2 separate regions of the Homo sapiens genome follow, and region 1 is linked to region 2. The links are chromatin contacts, found by Hi-C or POLR2A ChIA-PET in ENCODE. All regions are on one chromosome and are shown on one strand. The core of a region is the stretch at or near the end of the contact, and the rest is flanking DNA. Distances in the headings are between cores, read along the strand shown.

Evidence for each region. A loop is a pair of places that touch in the nucleus more often than their neighbours do. ChIA-PET counts read pairs that join two places held with the same protein, here RNA polymerase II (POLR2A). Pooled maps may share reads with other maps.
Region 1: a map with no recorded cell type shows a loop between it and region 2 (7-fold over the local background). The contact joins two enhancer-like sites. A Hi-C loop is called at or near these places in 1 of 37 single-sample maps with no recorded cell type and 2 of 50 pooled maps. POLR2A ChIA-PET finds 5 or more read pairs at or near these places in 1 of 52 experiments (CD4-positive, alpha-beta memory T cell).

The regions. Positions count from the first base shown.
Region 1 is chr18:837,824-841,001 of GRCh38, forward strand. No RefSeq gene overlaps it. Among named protein-coding and RNA genes, the nearest start is that of YES1, 27 kb to the left of the region's middle. Within about 2 kb of position 1,673, at least 2 of the 41 ENCODE cell types and tissues checked have a DNase peak (open chromatin) inside an H3K27ac peak, as active enhancers do.
Region 2 is chr18:321,432-324,463 of GRCh38, forward strand. COLEC12 (collectin subfamily member 12) reads right to left here. Exons shown (of 10, transcript NM_130386.3): 9 at 231-376. Among named protein-coding and RNA genes, the nearest start is that of THOC1, 55 kb to the left of the region's middle. Within about 2 kb of position 1,285, at least 3 of the 41 ENCODE cell types and tissues checked have a DNase peak (open chromatin) inside an H3K27ac peak, as active enhancers do.

The DNA of each region.
Region 1 (3,178 bases), core at 423-2,922, 520 kb after region 2:
TTTTTCTGCCCTGTAGGACTGTTGCGAAGGTTAAAGGAGTTAGTACCTATGATGTTTTTGGAATAATATCTGGCATGCAGTGAGGACTCAGTTTTGTGTTAACAGTGATAGAAGCAAGGAATGGGTTGGATGGCCAGGTCATCTCTGTGAGGCATGGAAAAAGAAACCCACTAGAGCTGCAAAGCGGTGTTCATAGTGTCAGTGGCCCAGCTAAAGCTGGAAACCATTAATTTTGTAACAGAACCAACTAGTGACTATTTTATTTTTTTTGGCAGAACTCAGCAGCAGGAAGAAGCCAAGGTAAGGCATTAGCCAGGGAGGTGGGGCAGAAGGGCCAGGGGCTGGAGAATCTCCAGTGCTCCCATGACTGTGGCCACATGGTTCAACTGTGATCCAGGTTGGGGTTCGTAAACTCAGAGGTCAGGGGGACATCAGGTGTCTGAGCCCTGGCAGAGTCCAGGGGAGATTTAGAGGCTGTGGAGGAGGTGGAAATGCAACAGGGAAGAGAATTATGACCACAGAGAGAATATCAATACGACAAGCATGTTTGAGGGCTCCCGGCTCAGAGTTTATTCCACTCCATCAATCATTTTCTTCTTCTTTCTTATTTTTATTTTTTATTTTTTTTTGATACAGAATCTCCCTCTGTTGCCCAGGCTGGAGTGCAGTGGTGGGACCTTGGCTCACTGCAACCTCTGCCTCCCAGGTTCAAGTAATTCTCCTGCCTTAGCCTCCCCAGTAGCTGGGATTACAGGCACCCAGCTAATTTTTGTATTTTTAGTAGAGATGGGGTTTCTCTACTGGCCATGTTGGCCAGGCTGGTCTCAAACTCCTGGCCTCAAGCAGTCCACCCGCCTTGGGCCTCCCAAAGTGCTGGGATTACAGGTGTGAGCCGCTGCACCTAGCCTCATCAATCATTTTCAAACTCTTCTGAGGAACCTGATGGTTCTTCAGCGATGCCTCAGGAATGATTCTTTCAATCAGGGCGACTCCATTTTCATTTGTTGAGACGTGGGGGCGTGGGTGGGGTGGATGGGGGCAGTGACAAAAGTATATTTTATCAATAAAATTTGACTAAAAAAAGTGGTGTTGCTTGTTTTTTGCTTCTGGTTTGAAAACCACTTTGGTTTGGCTGGATGAACTTGGGTTTGACAGTGAGGAGGTGTATCAGTCCGTTTTCACGCTGCTGATAAAGACATACCTGAGACTGGGTAATTTATAAAGAAAAAGAGGTTTAATGGACTCACAGTTTCACGTGGTTGGGGAGGCCTCACAATGAAAGGCACGTCTTACATGGCGGGCAGGCCAGAGAGACAGAGTCAAGGGAAGGGGGAACCCTCTTCTAAAGCCATCAGATCTCGTGAGACTTATTCACTACCACGAGAACAGTATGGGGGAAACTGACCCCATGATTCAATTATCTCCCACCGGGTCCCTCCAGCAACACGTGGGAATTCTGGGAGCTACAATTCAAGATGAGATTTGGGTGAGGACACAGCCAAACCATATCAGGAGGCATAGTTCTGTCTCCTCCAAACTAGCAGTGTAGTTTGGGCTAGGCCCTCACCTTGCTGGGTTCTCAGTGCTCTTTTTGGGAAATCGGCGGGCTGCCCTAGGTCTTTGCGAGCTGCCTTCCCTGAGGGCTGGAGTTGAGTTCACAGCTGTGCAGCGTCTGTGGAGCTCTGCGGGCGCCACCTGGTGGTCAAAACTGGCAGTGCCGTTAGCGGGCTCAGCGGGACGTGAGAACCCAGGCAGCTTGCTAGATGGGCTTCTATTTACATTAGAGAACAATCTCTCCAGGGGACAGGGTGCCCTAACCAGGGTAAGAGAGCTCTTTTGTTAGAATAAATTGAGGATGAGCTGAACATGGCACAGTAGCCAGGATCTCATCATGAAAATCAGAATAACTCATCCACATATGTGAATAATTTATGGCATATGCAGCCTGTTGGAGAGAGAAGGCCCATGCTATTAGTCAGAACTTACTTACAATCAGCTTGCTTCAATTAGGTTTTCCTTTATTGAAACAGTGACCTTGAAAATGACTTCATTTTCATATTCAGGCCTATCTCATGTGTTTCCCAGAATAGTTATAAAACTGATCTGATGTGTGTGCTGTTTATGTTCCAGCACTTGTTGAGTGGCGATGAAGTCAGGGTCACTCTACAATGAGCCACGACAGCCTCTTTTGTCTCTAAATAATTTTTAAAATGGCTGATTGGTAATACTGGAGAGCCAGGTGTATGATTCAGAAGGGTTACTGGAACAAAAAATTCTGAAAATGGCCTTGGATTGTTAATTTCCTATCCATGGGCATAGAAGGTGTCTGCAACACAGGCTCTGTCACAAAACAAATGATATAAAATGATAATAGAGCGGAAGTGGGAGGGAGTTTTTCTGTCATTGTGTTAGTCCCTGAACCCTCAAGGAAAGAGATAACAGTGCCTCTGGCTTTGGACTACAGATACCCACTCCCTTTGTTTAACTCCTACTTTTTTTTTTCCAGAAAAGTTTCAGACTAAAAATGTACCCTCCAAAGAAGTAGCTTCAAAAACTCCTTGCAAGAGCTCAGTTCCTTTACATTTATGGTCATTTTATTTTCTTTATGAGAAACTTGTGGATTAAAAACTATAGGCTAGGTGTGGTGGCTCATGCCTATAATCCCAGTACTTTGGGAGGCTGAGGCAGGAGGATCCATTGAGCCCAGCAGCCTGAGATGAACTGGGCAAGATAGGGAGACCCCACATCTACAAAAAAAAAAAGAAAAAAAAAAGAAAAATTAGCCAGCTGTGGCAGTGCATGCCTGTAGTCCCACATACTCAGGAATCTGAATCAGGAGGATCTCTTGAGCCCAGGAGTTCAGGGTTCATAGTCTCAACCTCCTGGGCTCAAGCAATTCTCCTGCCTCAGCCTCGCAAAGTGCTAGGCTTGCAGGTGTGGGCCACTGTGCCTAGCCATATCTTCATCTTTTAACTCTCTCTTCAATTGGCTTCAGTGACACTATTATCCAGACTCTTATTCTTCCTCTTTAAAAATCCCTTTTCAGTTTTTTTTTTGAAAATGCGAGTGTGTATGTGTGTGTTTGTGTAAGTTCTTGTTTGCCATTTACTGAGCCCCTCCTAAGTGCCAGGCACTGTAATAGTTTGCATACATTTTATAGTGTAATCCTCTGAATGGC
Region 2 (3,032 bases), core at 35-2,534:
CTTCCTACATGTGAGGCACATTTATTAACTTATTTAAATCTTCACAACCTCGTGAAGAAGATGCTATTACTATTTCCCTGAGGTTAATCACCTGCCCAGTTAATAAATGGCATAACCAGGGCTGAAACCTAATTGCAGTGCCTGCATTCAGGGCCCTTGTACTCACCACCCCTCACCCTTTCATAGGACATAAGCTGGCAGCTCCCTCTTAAATCCCATCTACTGCTCACCTGTCTCCCTGTCTTTTTCGCAAATGAAGTTATTGACGTCTTCACATTGGAAATCGTTCCACTGCCCAGCATAAATCAACCCAGCACAGTCTTCTCCTGGCCCATGGCCATGACCCCAGTTATCCGGCTGTCCAGCTTTCCAATTTCTTTTAGCAAAACAGAAATTGAATGTTATTTGCACAGTAATGCAGAGCTTTTCTTTACTCAAGAGCAGCAGAGAATATAAAAAAACAAAATTGAAGCATGTCATTTATCCTGGAATGAAAATGCAGTTTAAAAATCAGTACATGCTCTTATTCAGAGAAAGGAGCAGCTGTTTTGCAGAGTAATGCATAATGCGGCATCTCCCTGCGCGCTTGTGATCTTTGCTACCATGAACCAAACTCACTAGGCTGGTTCATCAGAATGCAGAGGGAGCGAATCTTGCTTTGGGACAGTTAGATGAATAACTTTCTAATGTGTACTGGAATGCTGACTTCTGGGCATGAGTGTATATATGTGTGTGAATATCTATTCATTATGAGGACATGATACACACACACACACACACACACGCACACATGATCTTGTGAGAACCCAGAGGGACCTTGTACATTTCAATATCTTGCCTCTAACAAGTCCAAGAGCCAGGAAGAGAAAGTGAAAGACTTTTGATATACATTTACAAGAACCTACAATTACAAATAACTGGTTATGATTGTCTGGGTGAGTTGTAGAAGGTTGATTGCTTTAGAAAGAAATAGTAACTTAATCTTACTGAAAATGACTCCTACATTTCACTCCCTTTTTTGGGAGAGAGATTCTTAAAAACAAGTTTTCTTTAGGATGAGTTCACATGGGGCTTCTTAACTTGGATGCTGCTGCTCAGAACAGCACCTTGCCATGGATAACAGTTCTTGATTACGTTTCCACGAATAAATCAGGTGTGCTTCCAGACTCACCCCTTGAAGGTTCAATCTTGTCTAAGAAGCAGATTCATGCACAGAAGCTTGTGGCTGCTGCCTGAGAGGACAAGCCTGCCTCATGTGGAGGGTCTGGAAGAACATCTGCAGCGGAGGGTGCTTCCTATAAACAATGACTCATTACCGCACTGGCCACAGGGTGTCCTCGGGTCACCCGAGGAGACAGCCTGTATGGCCCTGTATCTTTGGACAATAACACCCGCAAAACCAGAGGCAGCGGGAAAGGACAGTTGAAGTTTAGTCAAAGGGTGGGGACAGGGTAGAACTGACTCCCCCACACCAAATGTGTATTTTGGGATTTAAAAAAAATGAGTATGAAGGCCGGGCGTAGTGGCTCATGCCTGTAATCCCAGCGTTTTGGGGGGCTGAGGCAGATGGATCACCTGAGGTCAGGAGTTCGAGACCAGCCTGGCCAACATGGCGAAACCCTGTCTCTACTAAAAATACAAAAATTAGCTGGGCATGGTGGCAGGCACCTGTAGTCCCAGCTACTTGGGAGGCTGAAGCAGGAGAATTGCTTGAATCCAGGAGGTGGAGGTTTGCAGTGAGCCAAGATCATGCCACTGCACTCCAGCCTGGGTGACAGAGCGAGGCTCCATCTCAAAAATACATATATATATATACATTGAGTGGCCTCAATTAAATAAACCTAGTGATGAAAGAGAATTCAGAGGAAACCATCGATTGGTGAGAGTAAAAATGGGATGCTACTTAGAAGGGAGAGTTAGAAAATAGTCTCACTCACTCACTCACACCAGGCATCCATAGCACTCCTGCTATGAGCCAGGTATCATCTGGGTGATGGCAACATAGCAGTGCAGAGAAGAGACAAAGTCCCAACTCTTACAGCTTACATAACAGATGAGTCACAATGAGTTCAAAATCTCAGCCTGTGACAATCTCAGCCTGACGCCAGATAGAGATGAAGTTGGAAAGAAAAGTAGTTTACTTTCACATTTGGTTTTTTGTGTAACTCTTTTCACCTTGTGAGATTCTTCTGGAGATGTCAACAATGCCTGAGCAGTTTAATCTTGTGGACATACATTTCGTTCATTTCTGCCAGTAATATGGGGGGTTTGATTCCATTTTTGTTTATAAAATTTGAGATCTATGATTCCTGAATGTATAATGATAGGATATTTGATATTCTTGACTTCTCAGTTAATTGGGAAATTATATAAATATGACTTCTTTGGGCTTAGAAGTCCTGCTTAATATTTTCCCCTTGCGTTTCCTTTTAAGTCATTTTAAGTTAAATAAATAAAAAGGATGTATCAACCAGGCAGAGAAATAACTGAGTGATAAGAAAGGAGATAATCTTTATCGCCTTTCTCCATTTGTTTTTCCAGGTCACTGGAATTCTTCACATACAGTACTCAAGGCTTTCCTTAGGACTAAAAGCAGAATGCAGTTCTGTGGCCATAAGCGGAGGTGACTGCAGTAGGCCAGAATGGGTGGAAAGTGGGTAGCCTGAAGCCAGACTGAAGGGACAATTTATTCTGTGGGCTGACCACCCAGAGTCTCAAAGCATCTCTTTGGCAAAGCTAAAATCACATGGAGTGATTTGTGGCAAAACCCCTCAGTCTGCATGTTTATAATAATATAGAACGTAACGTGTCAAATAAGCAAAATGTATATATTTTGGAGAAGAATGTCAGCTTAAATAGTGCTTAACCTCATTCACAGGTAGATTCTGGCAAGATGAATGGCTGAAGTCTGGGGCTCAAAGCCCTGAATTCTACATTATCATACACATGTCACAGAAGTGAGCGGTAGCAGCACATACATATACTTGGACATCACACTCTGAAAACACCAGGAATCTTGGAAATGCTTGGAC